Regions from separate parts of the Mus musculus genome. Here all the other regions are linked to region 2. A link is a loop called in an ENCODE intact Hi-C map of the cell type or tissue named here. Cell type or tissue: heart. All regions are shown on one strand.

Region 1 (8,000 bases), 170 kb after region 2:
GTAATTCTACTTAGCACCCTATGAAGATCCTTAAACACAGAATATCTTCAACTTAGTAGAAATTAAATTGTTGTCCATCAGTGTAGTACTCACTTCCTTCATTCCTAAGCACCTGCTAATAGCCTTTTACCCAGGTAAAAGGGCAGGAGAATGGGCTCGTCTTCATGCTGTGTTAATATGCCTCCAAGCCAGGCAGGGAGGTGTATACCTTAGTCCCAGCATTTGGGAGGCAGAGGCAGTTGGATCTCTGAGTTTGAAGCCTGCCTTTTCTACATAGTGAATTCCATGACAGCCAGGATTACATAGTGAGACCCTGTCTTAAAAAGCAAAAACCAAGAGAACCAAGCAAACCAAAATATAAAAGCTTATAGTTAACCATGACCACAAAGTAGGCACTGTTACAGTATGCTCTTCAGTCCTTATCTGTTTCAAAGAATATTTTCTTTCTTTTTTTTCTTCATTTACTATTGCTTTAAATCAGTGGGGATCTGATATTTTAAAACTTGAATTTGAATAGACTTTTTATTTTTATTTTTTAAAGGTTTTTGAGGACTGCCATGAAGGTGGTGAGATTTCGCCGTCTAATTGTATTTACATGACAGAGTGGCTTGAATTTTAATGAGAGCTGTGCACTTTATCTACATTTGGCAAACTGAACTCCATGGAGAACAAACAATTCATGATGGAGTGTAAATTTCTTTGAAAGCATACTTCACAATAATGGATACTGACTTGCTGCTATGAAAACATTTATTTATGAAGACAGAACACAAAGCAGATTGAGTTTAATAAAGTTTAATTGGGAAGTCTCTTCTTCAGTAAGTAAAATACCTTGAAGGTCTGGAAGGCAAGGAAAAGAAGCCAGCAAGCCTATGTTGACCAAGTACTGAGATAAAGGCTGGAACGAGAAGATGTTCACTAGAGTTGCTTCATTGAAAACTCATCGGGGTTATTACCACCATTTGTTTGGTTGTTTTTGGGTTTTGTTGAGAAGAAATTACAAGTGGTGCAGACAGGAACAGCTGATGGCATGTGTGCCATCTTGGGGCCTGGGTAGTCAAGTGGGCATTCCTTTTTCATGCCATCTGTTGCTCTTCACCCCAGGACTCTTTCAGGGGAGTGTGCCTCCATACCGACCTCACTCCCAAATGCTGTTGTACAGGACGTGTTTCCACATCACTGTTATTCCATGCTAAAAGAAATAGTCTCACTGTTCCTTTTTTGTTAAGGCTATCACTTTTCTCTGTATGCCTTAATTGTATTATTTCCTGGGTTTTTTTCCAGATTCTCATTCCATGCCTGTAGTGTGACTCTCTCTACCACTAGTGCCAAATTCAAATTTTACAGTCTAAATTCCAGGACAGCCAGAGCTATATAGGGAGAGACCCAGTCTCACACATACAAATAAAAATAGAACATTGCCCTTCATTCAGTCTCTGAGGGTTGGTAACCAGTATTTAGCTGGTGCCCTTTTCTCTTATTCTTCAAAACACTGGTATGACATGTCTGAGCAGAAAGCCATCACTGTGTACTTTCTCAGTCCTGGCTGTTCGGCCCTGGAAAACATTAATTGGCGTGCTGTTGTACAGAAGGTAGCCTCTGAAGGATCTCAGCTCGTGGATTGTCTCTTTCTAAAGATTTATTTATCTGTAAGTACACTGTAGTTGTCTTCAGACACTCCAGAAGAGGGCGTCTGATTTCATTACAGATGGTTGCAAGCCACCATGTGGTTGCTGGGATTTGAACTTGGGACCTTCAGAAGAGCAGTCAGTGCTCTTAATCCCTGAGCCACCTCACCAGCACTCCCCTCCCCTTTTTGTTTTGAGACAGGGTTTCTCTATGTAGCTCTGACTGTCCTAGAACTCTGTAGACCAAACTCAGGGATCTGCCTGCCTCTACTGCCCAAGGACTATGATTAAAGATGCGATACCCGCACCTGGCTCTTTTTTCCATTTTTATCTCTCTTACATATTTAATTTTCTAGTAAGGTAAGACTAGTGCTTATTTGATAGGTCAGGCAGATCGGACATTGTTACCATGCCGCACCTCACAAGAGGTGGAGGGAAAAAAAACCCTGTGTTTTATATATAATCTAACACTTAAAATAGCTGGTGTCATTGAATGCTTACTCTTATAGAGCTGGCCATAGACTTCATCTGATAAAAGTGAACTAGTGAGTTTGATTTTACTCAGGTAACTAATGATGCTATTCACTTAGAGCACTGTCAGAAGGTGGTAGAACTCAGCTCCACAGAGGATCCCAGTGCAAACCCTTTAAGTTGGTCCATGCTTTTGGCTTATATAAAAAACTTAGTACGATCAAACAACCTTAGACACGAAGTAAGCTGAGTATAGTGGAAAGCCTTTAATCCCAGTACCCAGGAGGCAGAGGCAGGCAGATCTAGGACAGCCAGAGCTACATAAAGAAACCCTATCTTGAGGAACCAAATAACAATAAAAGAGAGAAGTTATCTTCTAGCCAGCCTGGTCTACAGAGTGAGTTCCAGGACAGCCAGGGCTACACAGAAAAACCCTGTCTCGAAAAAAAAGAAAAAAGTTGTTTTGGAAATCTGCTCCGCATTCTGTTTTGTTGTTAGAGATAAGAGCATCACTCCACACTGGCCTGGAATAAACTTGATGGCCCAGGCTGGCATTGAACTCAGTTATTCTGCTTTAGCTTTCCAAGTGCTGGGATTCCAGGCACGCATTTAGCAGCCGGGCCTGGCTTTGCATTGTCTTGATAATTAGATGAGTTTTTAAATCAGCACTCAGTGGTTAGAAATGTTCCTTGCCTCACCAGAATAAAGAGAGCTTAGATATTTTTCCTCAGCATTATTTTTTACTCTGAGTATTTTTGCCTTGTAATGTATTTTTTTACTGTATTAACTGAGAAGGATAGAGAAGTCTGAAAATGTAGCAACTGTTCTGTAAATAAAGTGGGAATAAGCTATCAAAAGAAATTGTGGGCCTCTAAAATCATAATGTCACAAAATCAAATTGCAGATGAAGCCCAGATTCTTCATACTCTCCCACTTAGTACTAGGCCTTTTGTTCACCTGAGCACACATACTACTAATCTGTTGAGGACCCCGTTTAAAAGTGATCCATAAAGAAGGGAGACATGAGGTGATTTAGTGGTTCTTAATGTGGATTCTCACATTAAACTTTGAATTTGGCAATAAATAAGTTTTAAATAAGGGTTTTGGTGGTAATTAAGCAAAGTAGTCATATCAATTCTGTGATGGACAGTGATCGAATACTCCTCGTACGATGAGGCCTCTGGCCCAACCATCAACCCAACAGTTAAGGGGGGAAAAGTAGTTTCAGATTTACTATCTGGTAGGTGAGAGATGAATACAAAATATGCGCCCTCTAGCAGTATGATCCAGTAAGACAGCATCTTGAACAGAATCCTGCCTCTATGTTGCTCCTGCAGGGTTTATAGGTATGTGCCACATCTGGACAAATAGCATTTTCTATCATGATGGAAATAGTCTTTATTTGGTGTTTAGTCCAGTAACCTTCAGCCAGATGGCTGGCCAGCACTTGACACAAATGATTAAGAGCTAAGTTTTTATTTAGTTGCCTGTGCATACTGTTTATATTAGACGGCACAGCTCAACAGAGAGCTCTCTTGCATACTCTCCCCCTGGGAATTATTGAAACTCACACTGAAATGTGTTAGTTTATAATTAAGATTTTTAACGTTAGGAAAAAAAAATAAGTGTTTTCATTGTGTGTGTGTGTGTATGTGTATGTAACAGGCTTTTTAGCGGTGATTCAGTCAAGCCTACAATCCAATTTGAGTCTACTTGAATTTGAAATTAGTAATTATTTACTCTGCTCTTTTGAATTCTTAAATTAACATACAAATGTTTGCTATTTGTTTTCTGCAGGATAAAATATATTCATTTGATATATATAACTTTCTGTTTCTGGTATTATTCATTCCCATGTGAACACTTAGAGTACACCTATATATATGTTTGTCGTCCTATCCTCCAAATATACTTATGTTAAAAGTTAAAGTCATCCCTGACTTTAGAAATCCCCAAATCATTTTAGGCTAACACAACAGCTTTGTACCCCTTCTAGGATAAAAGTGTGGGGGATCACATTTCTGCATCTGTCACGGGTTCTGAGTCATCAAGTTTAAGTACACTAGAGATCTTTGGCACCACAGCAGTCAGAAGATACTAGGAAATAAACATTTTTTATTATATCTTTTTACATTTGGTCAAAGTACTTTATAAACCAGTGGAAATGGAATCATCAAACCATTTTATACATTGAATATATACAATATAAAAAGTAGTATTAAAAAGGGGTTGTTTATGTGAGTGAATATGAGAAGACTCGGCAGTGTTGCTTGAATACTCTCTACAAGAGGCTGAACTCTATAGAATTAACCTGGCATAGTTTATTTTATGTATGTGAGTACACGGTGTCTTCAGACTTAGCAGAAGAGGGCGTCAGATCCCATTACAGAGCCACCATGTCGTTTCTGGGAATTGAAATCTGGTCTTCTAGAAAAAGGTTCTTTTGAGGACACTTAGAACTTAATAACACAGTACAGGTTGCTCCCTTGTCTTCCACCTTTACTATTATGTTCATTTTGGTTGTCTTAGGCTTTTCTTGGATTCATAGAGAATCTAAAAATGTTTACCTCCAACTCACAAATGGATGACCTGGTCTTTATCTTGCAGCATTTGCAAATCTTTGAATTACAATGCTGTTGCCAGCTACCATAATTCATGTAGGGATTGTATATACATACATACATATTCCCCCAGTTAAAAAAGGACATGAGTGCTTATGTGTCTATATTTTAGTACTTCCCCATGACCTAATCCTGCCAGTCATATATAGCTGATACCCAGGTGACAGGCTATGCAGATATCTGCCCATACAGCTCCTTACTGAACATCCATAGATGTCAGTCTCTCTCAACTTGTCAGAAAGACCTGGGGATGTAGTGGGGTCAGGGATGTCGGTGATCAAGACCCAAGTGTGAGATTACTCTCTTGAGCCAGCCTGAAAGACCAGCTAGAGTTTTGAGTTCTAATAACATTCGGGGCCTCGAATCATGTTTTCTTTCTCCAGTAAGAGAAAAATTTTATTTCAAAAAGGAAAAACTGTCACTCATATAAGTTGAATGAAAACCTGTTTTTTGGTTTTGTTTTGTTTTATTCTGAGATAGGGTTTTACTTTACTAGGCCTACACAGGCCTCAAATTCAAGATCCACCTTCCTCACGTTTATAAGTACTGGGGCCTCAGAAGTAGATTGCATCTTGCTAAACCTATTGAGTTAAAATTTGGAATGAGACTCAGGAGACCTGGGCTGTCTTGTTCTTTCTTTTCTTAGACAGGGTCAAGCTAGCCTTCCCTTCCTGATCCCCTGCTTTCTCTGAAGTAATTACAGGGACACACCACCATGACCGTCAAGTCCTGGATTCTTCTCTCTCTCTGCATCAACAGGATAGGTAAACAAACTCTGTGTCCCTTATCAAACAGGAAACCTACTGCTATAGTTAGTAGCTTTTCAGGAAGATTTAAGTTCTGTGGGAACTGAAAGTGCTGGTAACTTGGTGTGAGTGTTCAAACGGGTTTGTTCAGGCGCTTCTGCAGCTTAACTGTCTAGTGCTGGTGAGAAGAGTTGCTGTTATTATTCTCCTCCACCCTGGCTTGTTAGAGAGCAGGAGCCATCCTGACTATTCTGGTCCTTTCAGCATAGACTTCACCACACTAATCAGTTCATGGAACTCTGTGTTCTGAAAGTGACCACGGTCAGTGAATTTGTACAATTTGGCGTCCAGCCTATCTGCTACTTCTTGTTGTTCCTTCCAGGGAAGGAAGGGGTCATCAGTAGAGCCAAACTGTACAATGTGAGGGCAGTTGGCCTTGATCTTCTCCCACTGCCAGGGGCGGCTGAAGTACCCTGTAGGAGGGGGAAGAGCCTATCAATGTGCGTGAATTGACAACATCTGAAAATAGCACAGAGGGATGTAAAGGACCAGAGACCTGAGTTCAGAGGTGTCCTTTGGTTTTGGTCTCTGTAGGGCTTAATATCATACTGACTTAACAAAGACAAAGTAAAAGGGTGAAATAAAACCAGGCCCTGGGATTTATTCTAGACTTTGGGTTGGAAAAGAGATGTCCCTCACATCCAAAAGTAAGTCAAAAAAATCTCCCATTTGCTCTTTATATTTTTAGGGTTGAGAGAGAATAACGATTCTGTAACTTGAACAGTCTGTCCTGTGTTTAGGGAGGGGCTTTTCTAGGGGCTTGTCCTAAAGACTTACCACTTGCACGCTCATTTTCATCTCCCAAGTCTGATGTGTATGCAGACACCAATACGAGAGCATATACCTGATGTGTCTCTGCATACCTGGAATGAGACAGACAGTGTCAATCATACATGGTGTTATTAAATCTGAAAAACAGTAACACACCTGATACAAGTTCACAGAAAGGTATTTAGTGTATGCTTCTGAGATAAACACGAAAAACATCAAGAGAATTTCACAACCACTGTCTCTGACATGTGCATTTATCCACCGTTTTATGAGTTAGCATCACTTGGGTGGTCACCATGCTGATTCAGACTTCTGGGCTCAGCCTTAGGGCATGTGGTTGAGCGTAATGGGACTAAGGCCCAGGAGCCTGCGTTTTAAGGCATGCAGTCTCTAACCCATTTGACTAATGCAAATAATCTGTGAACTGTAATTTAAGAAAAGCTGGACAAGGGTGGAAAAATACTTGTACAGTCCGTTGCAGAGGCATTCTCATCTGTGTTGTAGTACATTTGGCTCCACTCCCAGACAAACTGGCCCCTTAAGGGCAGGAGTTAGAACAGCACCCTACACGTAGAGCACCAGCTCATTATCTGCAGATGCCCTTGCTCAGCCAAGAGTAGGCTGAGGAATGATGCGAGACCTTTGAGGAAGTTTTTGTGCTATGAAATGTTTAGGGCTAGAATTCCATTCTTGAAGATAAACCTTTCCGCTGGGGACAGCATTAACCTTAGCCCTGGACAATGGCTGTATAGATTCCATTTGTGCATGACTGCTTTTCAGTTTGCCTTGGTGTGAATAATTATTCTAGTATTATACCTGATTTTCCTATTTCTTCTTCTGCTCTGGTGAATTCTGTGAAACTAGTTGTTCCTTGATGTAATGATTAAACAATTACAAATTGAGGTATGGGGCACAGCACAGTCCTAATGGCCTAGGTGCATGCTGTGTGCTCTCATCTTGGAAACAATGTAATAACTGCACAATAGTAATTCCAGATTAATGTTTAACCTGCAAAGAAAGTTTAAAGAAATTATTAGAAAGTGAAATAGAGCCAACATCAGGACCCGGAGAAATGAAAAAACTATTGAATTTATGAAGTAAATTTTGCACAATATTTGAGAGGATCTCCTAGATAAGCAAGTATAGAATACATAAAACTATATACTAGTAAAACTAAGCCAAAAACACTGGGACTCTTAGGAGAGTCACTGTGTGCAATGTGCAGAAGCAGAAAACTAGCAGAACTGCTGAGCTAAGGGTTAACCTGACTCTTCTGGCCACTGCCTGGCAGCTTTGCCCATGTCGTTTATCATTAGAGCTTCCCAGGAAAATGCAAGTAGCTGACCTTGGAGCTCTGAGCTCTAAAGTACAATAAGTCAAAAGTTAAAGTTTAAATAATGATTAAGTTTGCAATTATTATTTTGGCCACAGGCCTGGGGATAGGGGAAGCTTGAAACTGGGGAACAATTGTAATTCTTGATTCTTTGTGGCATGTGGTTATTCTTTTGAATTTGATTTAGCAATGATTATACAATGTCTTTTTTTTTCTACCTGCTTTTGGGGTATCAAAAAAAGACTGGGGCAAGAAAAAGGCGAGAGAGTGAGTGGAGGGTGAGTGAGGTACGCATGAGGTGTGTGGGAGGTGAGTGGAAAGTGAGTAGAGTGTGGGGAGAAGAGTGTGTGTGTGTGTGTGAGAGAGAGAG
Region 2 (8,000 bases):
CCAGGAAGCTCTGCAGTGCCTTGTTCTCATCAGAGATTTGGTCTTTTAGTGTCTCCTGATAAAAAATCTTGTAGCTGCTGAGCTGTTCCGACAGGATAGAGTTCTCCTTCTTTAGCTCCTGCTGCTTCCTCAACGCTACAGCTTCCTTCTTCTTCCACATTTCCACTGTCTGCTCCAGAATCTTCTGGAGCTGCTTCTGAAGCTCTTCTACTCTGATCCCCAAGGCCTTCTTTTCTGAGATCATCTTCTGGTTGCATTCTATCAGCCGGTGCAGCTCACTCTCCCAGGAGGCCTTCTCTTCCTCCCAGGAGGCCTTCTCTTCCTCCTAGGAGGCCTTCTCTTCCTCCCTGGAGGCCTTCTCTTTCTCCCTGGAGGCCTTCTCTTTCTCCCAGGAGGCCTTCTCTTCCTCCCAGGAGGCCTTCTCTTCCTCCCAGGAGGCCTTCTCTTCCTCCCAGGAGGCCTTCTCTTCCTCCCAGGAGGCCTTCTCTTCCTCCCAGGAGGCCTTCTCTTCCTCCCAGGAGGCCTTCTCTTCCTCCCAGGAGGCCTTCTCTTCCTCCCAGGAGGCCTTCTCTTCCTCCAAGGAGGTCTTCTCTTCCTCCCAGGAGGCCTTCTCTTCCTCCCAAGAGGCCTTCTCTTCCTCCCAGGAGGCCTTCTCTTCCACTTCCTGTTCTAAGGTCTTATTGACCCTCTGTGTTGCTTCCAGTGCCACCTGCTTCCTCTGTAGCTGCTCATGGAGGTCAGTGTACTTGTCTTTCAGCTCCTGGTTTTCTTGGTAAAGCTCCTCACTGAGCAGTTCCATCTCTTCTACCTTTTCCATATTGATAACAACAATTATGTCCTCGTCAGGGTCTGGACAGAACTGGAAAGGGACACTTGTTCCCCGGACCAAACCATCTTCATCCACATAGCAGAACTGGTAGCACTCCACATCCTTGGGAAGGTAATAAGCTTTGAATTGGATTTCCTGCTGTGTGGCTGAATCCTTGTTTTGGTCTTTTGGCAAGGGAGCCCACATGAAGGTATAATACTCCTGAGTGGTCTTCCACCCTACTTTAAAGATGCCGATCCAGTCCTTGGGTCGAGGGATGAACTTTTCAGTGAGGGTATATCTCACGTGATATCTCCTTTAGGAACATAGAACTTCTCCACATTGTTAAACAGGACCTGAGAGAAGTTGCCATGTTCCAGCAAGGTAGGTATGGGGCACTGGTCCATGGTGGAGTTCGGGCACAGCAGCCAGCAGCAGCAAAACAGCAGCAGGGCATGCAAAGGCGGATGGGCAAGTTTAAGGACTGAAGAGAGGCTGTCTCTTCTTATCCTTAAACTGTATCAATACTTAAAATGTGTGAGTCCTGTCACTCTGAAGTGGAGCGCCCCGATGATGTTTGGGGTACTCTCTCCTCCTTCTTTCCGGTTGGCCACAGTTGGTAAAAAGGACTCTCACTGTTGCCTATTGCTGCTTCTCCTTTGAGCGATGTGGTCCTTGGGATGAGCCTAAGGGAACCCACCAGAGATGATCACTCAGACAGTTTATAGGCAAATCAAAGTCTTTATTCCAGCCAGCTGGACCTGTTCTTGGTATTAGGGTAAGGGTTTTAAAGACAAAGACCATACATCTTGATACCTCACTTGGCAGCTGCAAGTCTGAGGTTTGCACAAGCAGGCAGTTTAACAGAAGCTAAGATAAGTTAGGTAGGGCATATGGACCTTGGGATGGTGTACTGGCTAGTTTTGTGTGTCAACTTGACACAAACTGGAGTTGTCACAGAAAAAGGAGCCTCCCTTGAGGAAATGCCTTCATGAGATCCAGCTCTAAGGCATTTTCTCAATTAGTGATCAAGCCGGGTAGGGCCTATTGTGGGTGGTGCCATCCTTGGGCTGGTAGTCCTGGGTTCTATAAGAAAGCAAAGCGAGCAAGCCAGGGGAAGCAAGCCAATAAGTAACATCCCTCCATGGTCTCTGCATCAGCTCCTGCTTCCTGACCTGCTTGAGTTCCAAGTCCTTGACTTCCTTTGGTGATGAACAGCAATGTGGAAGTATAAGCTAAATAAATCCTTTTCTTCCCAACTTGCTTCTTAGTCATGATGTTTGTGCAGGAATAGAAACCCTGACTAAGACAGATGGGTATAGAATGGAGTTGGGTAATTTTCCACAGGATTCTTCATCAAGCAGATCAAATCCTAGTTAAACCAAAGTGGCCTCAGCAAGAGTACAAGATGGAGGAGCCTCTTCTTGTCCTGTCACAAGCCTTCCTAGCACTTCAGGTGTAACTTAAATGTAAGAGTTAACTGAACATGGTAAATAATATGTGGTCATCAGTGATGCTTTCTCTGAAAGACCTTGGCATAAAAGAGGGAAAAATAAGACTTACTTAGTAGACGTTTCCAATTGCCCAGTAAACTATTTTCTTTAATTACAGTGCCCACTCCTAAAAATACACCCAAACTAGATGTTCTAGCAACTATTTTAAAGTAAATAAATAAGTTGCTTTTCAGGATCTGATGGCACACAGTCATTCAGCTACTAAGGTAAGTAATAATAATTATAAAAAACATCTTGCTTTGGTTTGTAATCATTGGCCTACACTTTAGACACAACACTTACAGCTGCCTCCTCCTCCTCCTCCTCTTGAGACATTGTTTCTGTGTGTAGTCCTGGCCATCCTGGAACTAGCTCTGTAGACGAGGCTGGCCTCGAACTCAGAGTTCTGCCTACCTCTGCTTCCCCAGGGCTGGGATTAAAGGTGTATACCACAACTGCCTAGCATAAGAGATTTTTAAAAACAAAATACATTTAAAGAAGACAAATTGGAAAATTAATCACAATAGAATGCATGGTCATTTATACTTCTGGTGTCATTCCAAGGCCATTCATAGCTGTTACACTCGCTGATTTACTGGATGAAAAGTCTGGGGTTATCATAAATAAAAAGTATTGTGGCATGATTTTTCCTTAGGGAAATATGCAAAAATAACTTGAATCTCTTCTCATTCTAAAAGTCACTGGTCCCAAACTCTATTTTCACATTCAAAGATATAACCTGGGCTGGTGAGATGGTTCAACAGGTAAGAGCACTGACTGCTCTTCCAAAGGTCCTATGTTCAAATCCCAGAAACCACATGGTGGCTCACAACCACACGAAATGAGATCTGATATCCTTTTCTGGTGTGTATAATAATAAATAAATCTTTGTGCTGGCGCAAGCAGAGGTCCTAAATTCAATTTCCAACAACCACATGAAGGTTCACAACCATCTGTACAGCTACAGTGTATTCATATACATAAAATAAATCTTTAAAAATAAATAAACCTAGATTCTTTAAAAAATAAATTAAAGTCGGGCGTGGTGTCGCATGCCTTTAATCCCAGCACTCAGGAGGCAGAGGCAGGCGGATTTCTGAGTTTGAGGCCAGCCTGGTCTACAAAGTGAGTTCCAGGACAGTCAGGGCTACACAGAGAAGCCCTGTCAAAACAAACAAACAAAGAAACAAACAAAAAACACCAAAAAAATTAATTAAAAAAAAAAAACCAAAGATATAACCAATGCAGTATGCTAACTGTTCATAATAGTATTTTCTTCATGCCGTTTGGGTTCACTTAACAGAGAACGAAAGAGCAAAGCATACTGAGACGAAGTGAATGTTGGGGAAACACTGGGAATACCTAATCAAGGCCTGAATGAGCCTTATCATTGTTGTCTATCGGTTTTCAGCAGCAGCTTTGAATGTGTACTTTCCTGGGTAAGAGTGATTTACTGATATGCCATTCTTCATTGGCATCACAAATACTTAAAAGTTCTGGGAAGCCAAGTCTCTTTTTTAATTTAAGGGGTAAGTGCAAATGACACCATCCTTAGCCTCTTGTGAACTACTCTGACACAAGGATCTTACAAGCATTCCTGAAAGGCTCCAAGGGCATCAACGACATTTTTTTTTTCTTTTGGTTTTTTGAGACAGGGTTTCTCTGTATAGCCCTGGTTGTCCTGGAACTCACTTTGTAGACCAGGCAGGACTCGAACTCAGAAATCCGCCTGCCTCTGCCTCGGGAGTGGTGGGATTAAAGGCGTGAGCCACCACGCCGGGCAACGCCATTTCTTAAGATTACAGGAGCTAAACATGTCCGGATCCTTGCCTGACCCAGTGCATTTCCCAACAGAAGTTTAGTAGGCAACAAGGTGTAGCCGAGGCTGAGGCAGGATTGCGAGTTTGAAGCTAGTTTGAGCTGCACAGCAATACCTTGTCAAAAAACCAACCACCCAGCTTTTAGACTCTAAGAAAATTTAGGGTCTGATCAGTCGCCCCATAGCGACCAGATGTCCTCCGTACATACTCCACTGGCACTCCCAACCCCACCCTCGCGACTCCAAAGCAGCCCAGCACTGCGACTTCCTGGTGAAGGCGGTCCCCAAATAGGAAAGCCAGGGCCCCAGGCAGCCACTCCCAAGAAGCAGCGAAGCGGGCCAGGGGTTACGCTCGGCGCTCGATTGCTAGAGCCTGGCGACGATAGCACTTGCAACGGCTCTGCGCTCGAGAGGTCGAGCCTGGCCCGTTGCGGCTGCGGCGGCGGCGGCGGCTGTGGCGGCGGCGGGGGCGGGCGCGGGAGCGAGTCCGCGGCCGGGAGCGGGAATGTCGAGGAGTTCGAAGGCAGTGCTGGGCCTCTCGGTGCTGCTGACGGCGGCCACGGTGGCCGGCGTGCATCTGAAGCAGCGGCAGGACCGGCAGGTCGGTGTCACGTGACCGCGTCTTCCGGGGCGCCGAGCCCGCAGCTGTCCCTGCGCGCGTGGCGGGCCGGGCGGGCTGCAAGGGCGCGTTCAGGACGCCGACTTCTCTCCCCCAGCCACGAGGCGGGAGACTGGGGCGGAAGCCTCGGGGCAGGGGTGTAGTCCAGAGTTAGAGAGTTGCTAGGGTGAGCTCGAGGCCCTGGGGGCAGCACAGCCCACAAAGCCTTACCCAGGAATTGTTAAATCCGGAGATAAAGCAGCTCACACCCAGCACACCCCCCAGTGCCTTTGGCTAAAGAAACTTGAGATTTTTGCAACTTGCATTAACAAAACATTTTGCTACTGGACTTAGGTTCTGGAAAGGATAAAAGGTAGCGAGCGCCCTTCACGTTTTCTTTTAATGGCTTTCTTTCGGAGAATAACTGGCTTATTAATCAGCGACTAACCGACTCTTCCTCATTCCAGTTTGCAACGCTGGCTAGTGCGCTGAGCACACTGAGAACACATAGTTAATTATAACCTCTCGAGATTGTTCTTTTTATAATGGTGCCACACTGTGCTGGCCAGTACTTGGTATTTGCCCTTTCAAGCAATACCTTTACAGTTATTTGGTTTGAATCGGATTTGCCATGGGCAGAAGTTACTGAAAGCCTCAAGAGTCACCAGACCATCGACCTTTGTATTCACAAACTAGGAATTGCAATGAAACTAGGCTTGCAAATTCAGAACCATTTTGAGGAGCAGGGTCGATGTGCAGTGATGGAGAAGCACACAAGGAATTAAAGATTTGGGATTAAAATATGGTTCCCCAGGGATATCTTCTGGAGTAGAAGCAAGAAACTTCCTTCTTGGGAGGAAAAGGAAAAGATGGTGGTTCTAATTAAACTTGGAAGACAGGGTGTCTGTGTCCTCCTGATGTGTTTTGGAGACAGCGTTTGCTATCAGTTTTGTTTCAAACTCTGTTCCCCTGAGAAGTTTTTACAGTATGAGCAGACCAATTAAATCAGATCTCTGGAGCATGGAGACTCAGCTGTGTTCCAAAAGGCACGCCAAAGGCTTTAATGAAACGGTTGAGAATCACAGTTAGAGAATGGAAGTGTGCAAAGATCTAGTTATTTCTTGGAAGTTAGTGACCAAGACATACTGACCAAAATAAGCTGTCCAGTAGCTATTCATTAGCGACTTACTGTAACATCGAGGAAGGTAGATGTCTTGAAAACTTCAAGGTGGCAGTAAAGGAAATAATGGCTTGTTTTCTGTCTACCCACACCAGACACAGTGTTTTTCACTTTACAGACATTGTCTTTAACTCTCAAAGGAACTTAGTAGACATCAATTACAGATGGTTCCTAACTTAAAGATGGTTAACTTGGTTTTATGTATGTGTTTGGGTGTTTTTTTTTTAAAGATTTATTTATTTATTATATGTAAGTACACTGTAGCTGTCTTCAGACACTCCAGAAGAGGGTGTCAGATCTTGTTACAGATGGTTGTGAGCCACCATGTGGTTGCTGGGATTTGAACTCAGGACCTTCGGAAGAGCAGTTAGTGCTTTTAACCACTGAGCCATCTCTCCAGCCCCGGTTAACTTGGTTTTTAGGAAAGCAGTATCGTTTGTATTTAGTGAAACTTTCTTTGAATATTGAATTTTGGTATTTTCCCAGGCTCAGGATCAATGGTAGGATTCTTTCAAAATGCCAGGCAGCAAAACAAACCTCAGACCCCAGGGAGCCCCGGAATGCTGATGTTCAGTGGTATCATGTCAGAACACCTTTATTATTTTCAGTTTATCATGAGGTTTTCCAGGTATGGTCCTATGGTAAGTTGAGGAGTGTTAATGATTCTACAGGAATCAAGGCTCCAGATGCTAGAGTTAGGTTAGTAAAGAGCTGTGTTAGTTAGGGTTTCCTATTGCTATGACAAAGCACCATGACTAAATGCACCTTGGGGTGGAAAGGGGTCAACTTCCAGCTCCATATCACAGTTCATCAATGAAAGCAATTGAGGTGATAATCTGGAAGTAGGAACTGAAGCAGAGGCTGTGAAAGAGCTGCTCACTGGCGGCTTATGTTAAGACAAAGTCTTTCTGTGTTGTCTTGGCTGGCTCAGAGCTCAGAGAGATCTGCCTGCTACTACCTCCTAAATTCTAGAACTAATGTACCACCATGCTGGACCTGAGCCCTCACTCTTACATTTCCCAACTCCACTGGTGTAGCAAATGTAGCTGTAGGCCTGGGAGAGGCTCAGTAAGAACTAGGTGAGTATTTATTTATTTATCTATTTATTTATTTATTTTGAGTAGACTTTATTGTAAAAACACAAACCCCTTGCAAATAAATAAAAACATCACACATCAAAATTAATGAGACTCAAAGTCTGTACAACTCAGTGAACTGCACAGTAAACGTTCACATGTGCTTTATTTATTTTTATTGTTTTATATTTAAGAGGGTTTGCATGCATGTGCGAGCACTCATGCATATCTGGTGCCTGTGGAGGTTAGACAAGGTCATCACATCCCTTTGGTCCAGAGTTACAGCCACTTGTGAGCCTCTGTGGAAACTGAAGTTATGTCATGCAAGAATGAGCACTTCTCTCCTGAGCCCTACCTCCAGCCCTTCTGTATGGTTAGGAGAGGTAGGTGTTCATTCAGAACGGAAGCTCTGGAGCTCCACTTTCAGTACTGAATTCGCTTTTATACACTTACCCACCACCAACCCCAAAAAACCCATGACAGATTTAGACCCAGAAAAACAATCAGCTTATATTCCCTTTCATAGTTTGTATCCATTCTCGTCCAGTCCTTCCTCATCTCCTTATATATAGCTTTTCTTGTTCTCTTTTCTTCATGATATGCTGTACCCACATGCACCTTCATTTCTGTATTTACAAATAACATTGCTTAGATTCTGCATATGAGAGAGAACTGCAGTTTCTTTCTGAGAGTGTGTGACCTTGTTCAATATTATATATTCTAATTCTATTCATTTTTCTACAGATTTTTAAACTTTATTTTTCTTTAAAGCTGCATGGTAATCTATCGTGTGTGTGTGTGTGTGTTTGTGTGTGTGTGTATACACACACTAAATTTTCATTATCCATTCATCTGTTGGTGGCCAATTAGGTTGATTCAGGTTCTTTGTTAGGCCAGCCTTTAAAAATAGAGATAGGTGGGAAGCAGAGATAGATCTCTGTGAGTTTGAGGCCAGCCTGGTCTATATCATGAGAGCTAGGACAGTCAGTATTACATAGAAAGATGCTGTCTCCAAAAAAGAAAGAA
Region 3 (8,000 bases), 91 kb after region 2:
GTAAGAACAGTGCTCACTTTTAACTGCTGAGGCATCTATCGAACCCTATATATTATTGTAAAAATTAACCAACCTCGTGACATACTTTTGAAGCAAACCATGCACTAGCAAAAAGAGCTCGTGAGACCACTTGGGAAAGGTGAGGCTGGAAGGTGAGCTCGGGGCTTAGGTAAAGTTTCTGTAAGTCCTACCTAACCTATTTATGCCTGTGTATTTATTTCTGTTATTTTCCCCCCAACTTGGGTTAAGGACTTTCATAAAAATTGTTTCCCATTAATAGAACCATTTAATGCAGTGAATTTGATATCAGAATTATGGCCTTTGTGAAAAGTATTCTTATGCTCTTATTATAAAGCAAAAGCTACTAGGACTTAAGAAAGGGTTGTGTTCACCTCACACAGAGCTGAAAAGGATTTCTGGAATGTTCGTGTTGTTCTATAAACCAGGAGACTGTTTTCATTAAGAATTGAAACCTGGCACTCTGGATCCATAGAATGGCTATGAGATTAGTTACAGAGGACTCTGTTTGGAGGTGAGAAAAAAATTTACTGAATTAGATCCCGCAAAACTCTGGCTTCCAGGGACTGTTCAGAGTTCCTGACTCTTAACAGATATAGCAGAAGGGGACACATTTGCTTAATTATTTGACAAGCAAGGACTGCTGTGACTGAAATAAGGGCCACTTGCTGTCCTTTCTTTGGGTTTTTCCTGAACAACAGTTTGAGCACGTACCAGCCAGCCAGCCTTCATTTCATGCTCCCTGTGGGTTCATTGTGCTTCTCACAGGAATTCTACACTTCTGTTGCTCATTCCAATCTTCTTTTGATGAAGAATCATTTGGGGTTTCAACTAATGAGTTGTTGCTGTTGTCGTGTGTGTTGTTAACAGCAGCAATTGGGAACAACGAGGAAAATAACAAAATGTATGTAGAGAATTCTGCAACTTCCTAGTCAACCAAACCAAGTCATGTAAAAGAAAATCCAACAGTTGAGTTTATGCTTCTGTGAGAACCTAATGGCTTGCTCTTGAACTAACTATTCAGAGGCAGTTATCCAAGTACAACAGGAAGTAACGACCTACATACACAGCCACTGCTCAGCCTATAAATGTCTTAATAGAATCCCTTTGTCCAGCAACTTGGCAGCCTGGGTCTCAAGAGCTTTTCTGTTCCAATTGCATGTGCCATGATTGCCACGTTTAGAGACATTGTTTCAAATGTATCCTGTGGAGATTCAGGGTACAGCTAATTGGCTAAGCATGGACATTTGTGGAAGGAATCTCTGTGTTCAGTCTATCACAAACAAAGCAAAACCTGTATCCTACTAAATTCATGCATTCAACACTAAGAAAGAAAGAAGGGCATAGAACCATGGAAACAGATACCCAGCCCCTGGGAAGTCTCCACTTCCATGGGCATCGACAGGAGATAATTAAATTATTTGATATCTCACCAAAAAGTGTAGGCACACTAAACCAATAATGGCAAAGCCCATTTCTCAGGGAAAAACTCCATCCTCTCTCCCAGGATGACATTGTGCCACGATTGTATTTGACATGGATACATCAAGTCAGAAGGGGTCAAAACAGAGTAAATTTCATACATCCTAAAAATGTATCTTATATAAATATAGCATAGCATATAATAAAGTGTGTCTCAGATATCAATAAGGCAAAGCACACTTCTGAGGCATGTGCAAGCAATTCCACCAGCATAAGGACACGCCAGCACAAGGACACGGACTGGTTGGGTATAAAGACTATAAATATGTCTACAATTTAGCACAATTATGTTAAAAGGTTTTACAAGAAGATAGAATACTGATAGCTGAAACATTCATGATGTATGTCCAAGCAGACATCAGTATGAATCACACACCATTACCATTTTTCAACCACTGACCCAGCTCCCTGCTTCTGCAGCCATGGTGTGCCTTCACACCACGATGATTCTAACCCTCTGGAGCCACAAACCAAAGCAGCTCGTTCTTCCTGAAGTTGCTGTTGGTCATGTTATTTTTTTTTATAACAGCAACAGAAAAGTAACGGTTATACCAGGCTTCGACTCTACTGTTTAAGCTGTATCTTTACCCACCCCACCCCTCAACTAACTTGATTTTTTGGTGAATCATGGCAATTGTAGCTATCTTTTTCTTTTGTAGAATACTCTACTGAAAGTACCCAGGGAAAGAATAACAAACCATTTAAGCCTAAATCATTTCAAGTTTCATATTCATCTATGGCCTTATTGATTCTCACAAACTATCTGTTATATAAGGACTTGTCTGAGCATCAAGATCATGAGAAGAATAAACAAAAATGTTGTGATTTAAAGCAGTGTCTGAGAAAGTAACCTGCCTCCATCTTAGGCTTGCAAGCCATCTGATAGGAAAAACTAACTAGGGTCATTCCTATTTATGACTAGATTTCTGTTTCTCAGAGTTGGGGCTATGCCCTGCTGGTAACCTGAACTTCAAGTGGTTCTGTACTGCCTGTTGTAGGAATCAGCAAAGATGCCTTTGTCTCAGCAGGTTGCTATGACCACCTGTTGTATGACGGGTTTGTCATGAATACCTTGTTATGACCACCATGCAACCATGTCTTTGCTTCAGAAGGTTGTTGTGACCAACTTTTTCTGCTTCTGTAACCCTGCCTACTTGCCTACAGGAAGTCCCCTATTCCTGAGCTATAAAAACCTTTATCTTTCTTATCTCCAATGCTGATCTTTTGAACCCTACTTTTATGGAAATACAGCCCATGTTCCTGAATTTAAAAAAAAGCTTGCATTAATTATTTTATTTTATTTTTTATTTTTTGCTTTGGCCATGATGATTTGTGTCAGTGGTCTTTCTCCTCAAATCTGTGGGATTATCATGTCCAGTTAGTTACAGACGGTTGTGAACTGGTGCTGGGATTCCAACTGAGGTCATCTGTTAGAGCAGCCAGTTCTCCAACATTATTCTTCCATACAGTTCCTTTCTGAGCAAGCACCCACAGCCTTCATGGTTTCTCAGTGAAATCCAGAGGCACGGTCATGAACTCAGTGAGAACCGCTATGCTGTGCACAGCTCTGCTCAATCTGATCCTGCACTTGTCCACAGCTCAGGATGACTGAGCTGGCTGTGCACCGCAGCTACTCATGGCTGATGCGGGAAGATCACGGCCAGCCTGAGGAGTACAGGGGATGACCACAAAAAAGCCCAGGTTTCTCTGGGGTGATGTGGCCATGTTGGCCCAATCTTAGGGTCTCAGTTTATTCTTCCCTGAGCTTTGGAGAGGAGTCAGTCAAGCTGGGACACACTCATCAACGTTTTTCAAAGCATCCAAAGACTTAGAGACTACAAGAATCCCAGGATGAAAAATTCCTGGGTTTGACAGCCCTTCAGTGTTAAGGTGCTTTTGGGCAACTTAGCGGTTCAAAAGAAAAAAGTAAAAGGAGAGCTGTGCCTGTAACTCATTCTCGGAGCTTTTGCCTAAAATATATATTGTACTGGCTTCAAACCCTTGCAGGCTCCCAGCCCAAGGCCCTGAAAATCCCCCAAAGTGCTGTTCATCCATTTAGTAACCAAGAAGCATCTATGGGTCGCCACTTCCGCCGGCCAGTGTGTTTGTGTTTGGAGGAGGAAAGGGGTGTCATTTGGCACCGGATGCGGAAATCTCTGCAGGGGTCACGGGGAGTGCAGCTCCTCGGGCAGTGGCAGGAGAGTTTATGTTTTAAATGTGTTTTATGAACGCGATTTTAGGAAGGAGAGGGCATCCAGATGCCGCAGCAACCACTCTCCATTTAAGCAAAGCAGGCGTCCCAGAAAGGGACTGATCAGAGGTCAACGGGAGCTACACGCCTTTCGAGCACAACTGGTGTCGCGGGGCATGCTGGGAAGCATGTTTCTTGTGCCTGGAGCCCTCTGGGTAGTGTAGTCCTGGTGCCTGCTGGGCACAGGGGTGGGAGGTGCTCCCCAGCTGGAGGCTGGAGCATCCCTTGTCCTTTGGTGAGTGCTACTGGAAGCTGGAAGTTGAGGGAACGCAGGTGCGGGTGTGTTTTCTTGTGAGATGGACACGCATCTCTGAGGGCGTTGTGTTAGCTTCAGCTGCGAACCCCAGGGATAGATGGATGCAAGGCTCGACCCTTCTGTGTTAGGGTTCTTGTGGGTGGGGACAGGTTCAGGATTGGTTGAAATCCCAGCATTGGTAGAGATCGCTCATAATATAAGTCCCCATGTAGGTGAGGCTTGAGTGAGGAAACTTTTAAGGTTTGATACTTACTAGGTGGCGGGGTGGGACTGCCTCTGGATTTTTGGGTGGTTTGGGGAGCTGATGGTCTTCGGGTACTACCACCCCCCAACTTTGCTGAGGTGTCCAGGTGTCTATATTGGCCTGATTTTAGGTACTCAGTTTAGTGCCCCCTTCTCCCAAGTTAGAGCCTTGGAGAGGAGGCAGTCAAACTAGGGCCCATTCCTCAAGGTGTTTTGTTTTGTTTTGTTTTTTGAAACCTGGTTTCTTTGTGTAGCCCCGACTCTCCTGAAATTTGCTCTGTAACAAGGCTGACCTTGAACTCAGAGATCCACCTGCTTCTGTCTCCCAAGTCCTGGGAGTAAAAGATGTGTGCCACCACCTCCCATGCTCAAGGTTTTCAAAGCATCCAAAGACTTAGGTGACTACAAGAAGTCTAGGATTTTAAATGGAATTTTAATGTCTTATTTTGGAGAAGTTCCAAACAGCCAGAAAGATAGGAAAATCCAAAGATCTACCACCCAGATTCAAGTTTGTCGCCATGTGACTAATCATGATTCATCTTAAAGCGGACACACTGGGAGTCCTTACAACCCCAAGGACTCTGGTCTTCACAGCCATGTTTTCCCAAGCTGTCACTTCATAGTTTTGTCACCTCAGCAGGGACCTGATCTCATTGTGTCTCTAGTCTCATGTGTAAAATGACAGTAGTATCTACTTTGAGTTGTTGGAAGAGTAGAATAAAACGTGCCTGCCAGGAACAGTCTCTAGAATGTTCTAAGAGTCCAGGAAGTATTGACTCTCATCACTACTGGCAGAGTGGACCATCTTACATCTCCCAGCACCTTTGGGCTCCTGACAGCCCAGTTTCAGGTGCCCTTCCCTTTTACGCCCTGAACCAGGAATATGTTTCCTTTGCTCTCTTTGGACATCTTGTATTTCATGGTGTCCCGATGCAGGTCAGAGCCCTAGCTGGTTCCTCTAGGACAGTTTTTGCAGGGTCTATTCAGGCAGGCTATACCTCCACTAATTTCCTGTGTTCTACCTCAGCCCTCATTTATCCTGCTCAGTCCCAGGGGTCATCAGGAGCCAGCCTCTGTCCATCCTCATTTACAGTTTGTCCTGCTGGAATAGTTTTAAGGAATTTTCAGTTACTTTCCTGGCACATAACTTCAGTAGACATCACACACACACAATTTTATTTTAAAAGACACACAACTTTAATGTGTACAATTTCGTCGTTACACCCAGCAACATGAGTAACTTGTTAATATGTTTTAATATTTAATCCATATGGACTCCTCCTCAGTTGTTTAAAGAAATCTGCTTTTCGCTGCTTTTCTCTCCAGCCATAACATCTGTGATTAAAGGCAGGTGAGAGAAGTACCTGGAATTCTGTGTGCTGGCTTTCTCTTTCTGCGTCCCTCCTCCTGTTTCCCTGAGCCTTGCTGTTCCATGCTTAACAACTCTAACTTCGATCTGCTGATGCAAGCTGGCTCTCCGCATTTGCCTTGCTTCCGTGGTCTTTGCAGACTCACTTTGCACTTGGTTGGCTGTGGCACTCTCTATTCCTACATGTGCTCTCTTAAATCGGTGAGTTAGAATCCTATCTTCTGTCCGTCTCTTGCCACTCTCACACTGTAGCAGGGGTCTTTCATGTCTACACACCAGGATACTTCCTTGTCAAGGATCTGACTTGATCCTGCTCTTCTCCGTATTTCTCTGGATAGTTCCCCTCCTGTGCTAATTCTTCAAAGGGGAGCAGGGCCCTGGCAACGCCCTTTTAGGTTCAGACGTAAGTCCTTGAGGTCATCCTTGATTCTTCCTTGTTTTTTACAAGCTGTCTATGGCAGCCGAGTCTGAAATCGAATGACCTGTAACCCCTGCTGCTTCCTCTGTGGTCTGTGTCACCATTGTCCGGGAATGATCATTGCTATCTCTTGTCCTCTTCTTTTATTCTCTTATGTTCCCCCCTCCCCTGATAGAAACCACAAGGATCTTTTCAGCCATAAATCAAATTATGGCATCCATTTACAAAACCCTTCCCCGTGGCTTCCCATCCTAATGAAAGTTAAAACGAGTATTGTATAAGGCTGGGTCTCCCTGCACCACATTTACATTTGGGCTTCATCTCTGTTGCTCCATCCTGACACTTGGCATCAGCTGCATCTGTTGTTCTTTACCTTGCCAGCCTGACTGTCTTGCATCAGGGTCTTTGTCCTGGCTCTCCTCTCGTCTGAGATGCTTACTCCTCACATCCTTCAGATTCTGTGACCTTATAGAGGTCTCTCTAATCACCCTAGTTAAAATTCCAGAGCCCCAGCCATGCTACTACTTTCCTTCAGTGCTTATTCATGTCTGTTAAAACGAAAATGTTTTTGTTAAAATGTTTTCTTCATTTATTCAGCTGTAGTCATTTAAGTATTACCAAGATGATATTCTCAATATCTTTGATGCTTTCGTGGGTTCACTTGAAGACTGGGGCCAGCAAGGACCCCTGGTCTCACCCTCTCCATATAGTATGTAGTACTTGACCATAACCCCAACCCCTGCTTCTGGAGAGTAGTTGGGACTTCATAGATGGTATCTTAGGATTCCCAAGAGTGAAAGCTGTCTAGCATTCTTCGGATGTAAGCTTGCCATACAGTGTTACTTGCACCACATTTATTAGTTAAGACAAAGGTAACCCCAAACCAATGTTTAAAGCTGCAATGATTTGAACAGCAGAAAACAAAATGATAATGTCATATTGTAACCCCAAAGATAAGGTAAGGACCCATCTGGACATAAATAAATAATTGAAGTCAATAAACAGGAAGATGGGACAGCTGTTCCTACAGAATTCTAATTAATGAATTTCTGATGGAAAAGGAAAGGAGAACATGTCATTTTGTAAATATCGTAATAATAACGGGTGTGGGTAGGCTTCGTGGATGTATGGTTAAATAGGTGAGTGGAGGTTTGAGGAGACACAGGTCACTGGTATAGTCTCCACAGATCCCTCAGCAGGGTGAATGATAGTGCTATTCACACCAGTGTGAATATAGTGTGAATGATAGTGCTATTCACACCAGTGTGAATATAGTGTGAATGATAGTGCTATTCACACCAGTGTGAATATAGTGTGAATGATAGTGCTATTCACACCAGTGTGAATATAGTGTGAATGATAGTGCTATTCACACAAGTGAACGCAGACCTGCACAAGTTACTGCTCTTCCTGCTTTGCAGATACATTCTGAGGAGCATGGTGGACCATGCTGTCTTTTTTGGAGGAGTCACTGTACTATTCTGTGGCTGGGCCATTTTATATTTCCTCCTGTAATGTGTAGTGGTCGAGTTTTCACGGGTGACTATTTACATGTCTTCCTGTTTGTAAGCAGAAATGACACGTTTTAGTGTTTTTGGGGTTCATCTCTCATCCCAGCTTGAGAAAATGCTTTTGTAAGCTTAAATATGTTTTTCATATTTGGTTGAAGAGGAAGGAGAGATGGTGTGTGTTTTGGTATTGTTTCATCTTTTTTGCTTTTCAAGAATCCGGATTTCCCTTGCTTGCTTGTTTTTCCCTTTACCTTGCTCTTTCCTTCCTAGAAGGGGATTTTACCCACAAGCCTTTTAGAGAAAGCTTGCTCAGCCTACACCCTCTCATTTCTGTTCTCCTTACTTAGATATACTTTCAAGAGACTGTCCTTCTTTGGGGGGCCGGGAAAGGTGGCTCCAGGGTTCCAGAGAGCCAAGGGAATGATTCCTGTCGTCCTGACGTCATAGGATGG

Evidence for each region. A loop is a pair of places that touch in the nucleus more often than their neighbours do. Peaks named below come from ENCODE experiments on the same cell type or tissue, not always from the same donor. Only the 100,000 strongest peaks of a DNase experiment are listed, where the experiment ranks them.
Region 1: it touches region 2 in a loop (2.3-fold over the local background); 4 of 42 quality-filtered maps call a loop at or near these places.
Region 3: a loop joins it to region 2, with 2.5 times the contacts of the local background. A loop is called at or near these places in 20 of 42 quality-filtered maps.

What each region holds. Positions count from the first base shown.
Region 1 is chr2:144,538,071-144,546,070 of GRCm38, forward strand. Polr3f (polymerase (RNA) III (DNA directed) polypeptide F) reads left to right here. Exons shown (of 9, transcript NM_029763.3): 9 at 542-3,709. The coding sequence ends at 619. It overlaps Rbbp9 (retinoblastoma binding protein 9, serine hydrolase), which reads right to left. Exons shown (of 5, transcript NM_015754.2): 4 at 6,304-6,389; 5 at 4,195-5,939. The coding sequence ends at 5,713. Among named protein-coding and RNA genes, the nearest start is that of Rbbp9, 8.8 kb to the right of the region's middle. In heart, a CTCF peak has its summit at 3,375; no DNase peak of the experiment used is centred here.
Region 2 is chr2:144,364,437-144,372,436 of GRCm38, forward strand. It overlaps Pet117 (PET117 homolog), which reads left to right and starts at 4,547. Exons shown (of 2, transcript NM_001164813.1): 1 at 4,547-4,721. The coding sequence starts at 4,626. It overlaps Kat14 (lysine acetyltransferase 14), which reads left to right and starts at 4,599. Exons shown (of 11, transcript NM_181417.3): 1 at 4,599-4,721. It also overlaps the pseudogene Gm11701. In heart, no CTCF peak of the experiment used is centred here; a DNase peak (open chromatin) is centred at 4,455; H3K4me3 peaks cover 2,248 bases; H3K27ac peaks cover 2,200 bases.
Region 3 is chr2:144,455,415-144,463,414 of GRCm38, forward strand. It overlaps the pseudogene Zfp133-ps. Among named protein-coding and RNA genes, the nearest start is that of Gm46768, 39 kb to the left of the region's middle. In heart, no CTCF peak of the experiment used is centred here; a DNase peak (open chromatin) is centred at 3,877; H3K4me3 peaks cover 1,317 bases; H3K27ac peaks cover 1,084 bases; H3K27me3 peaks cover 1,808 bases.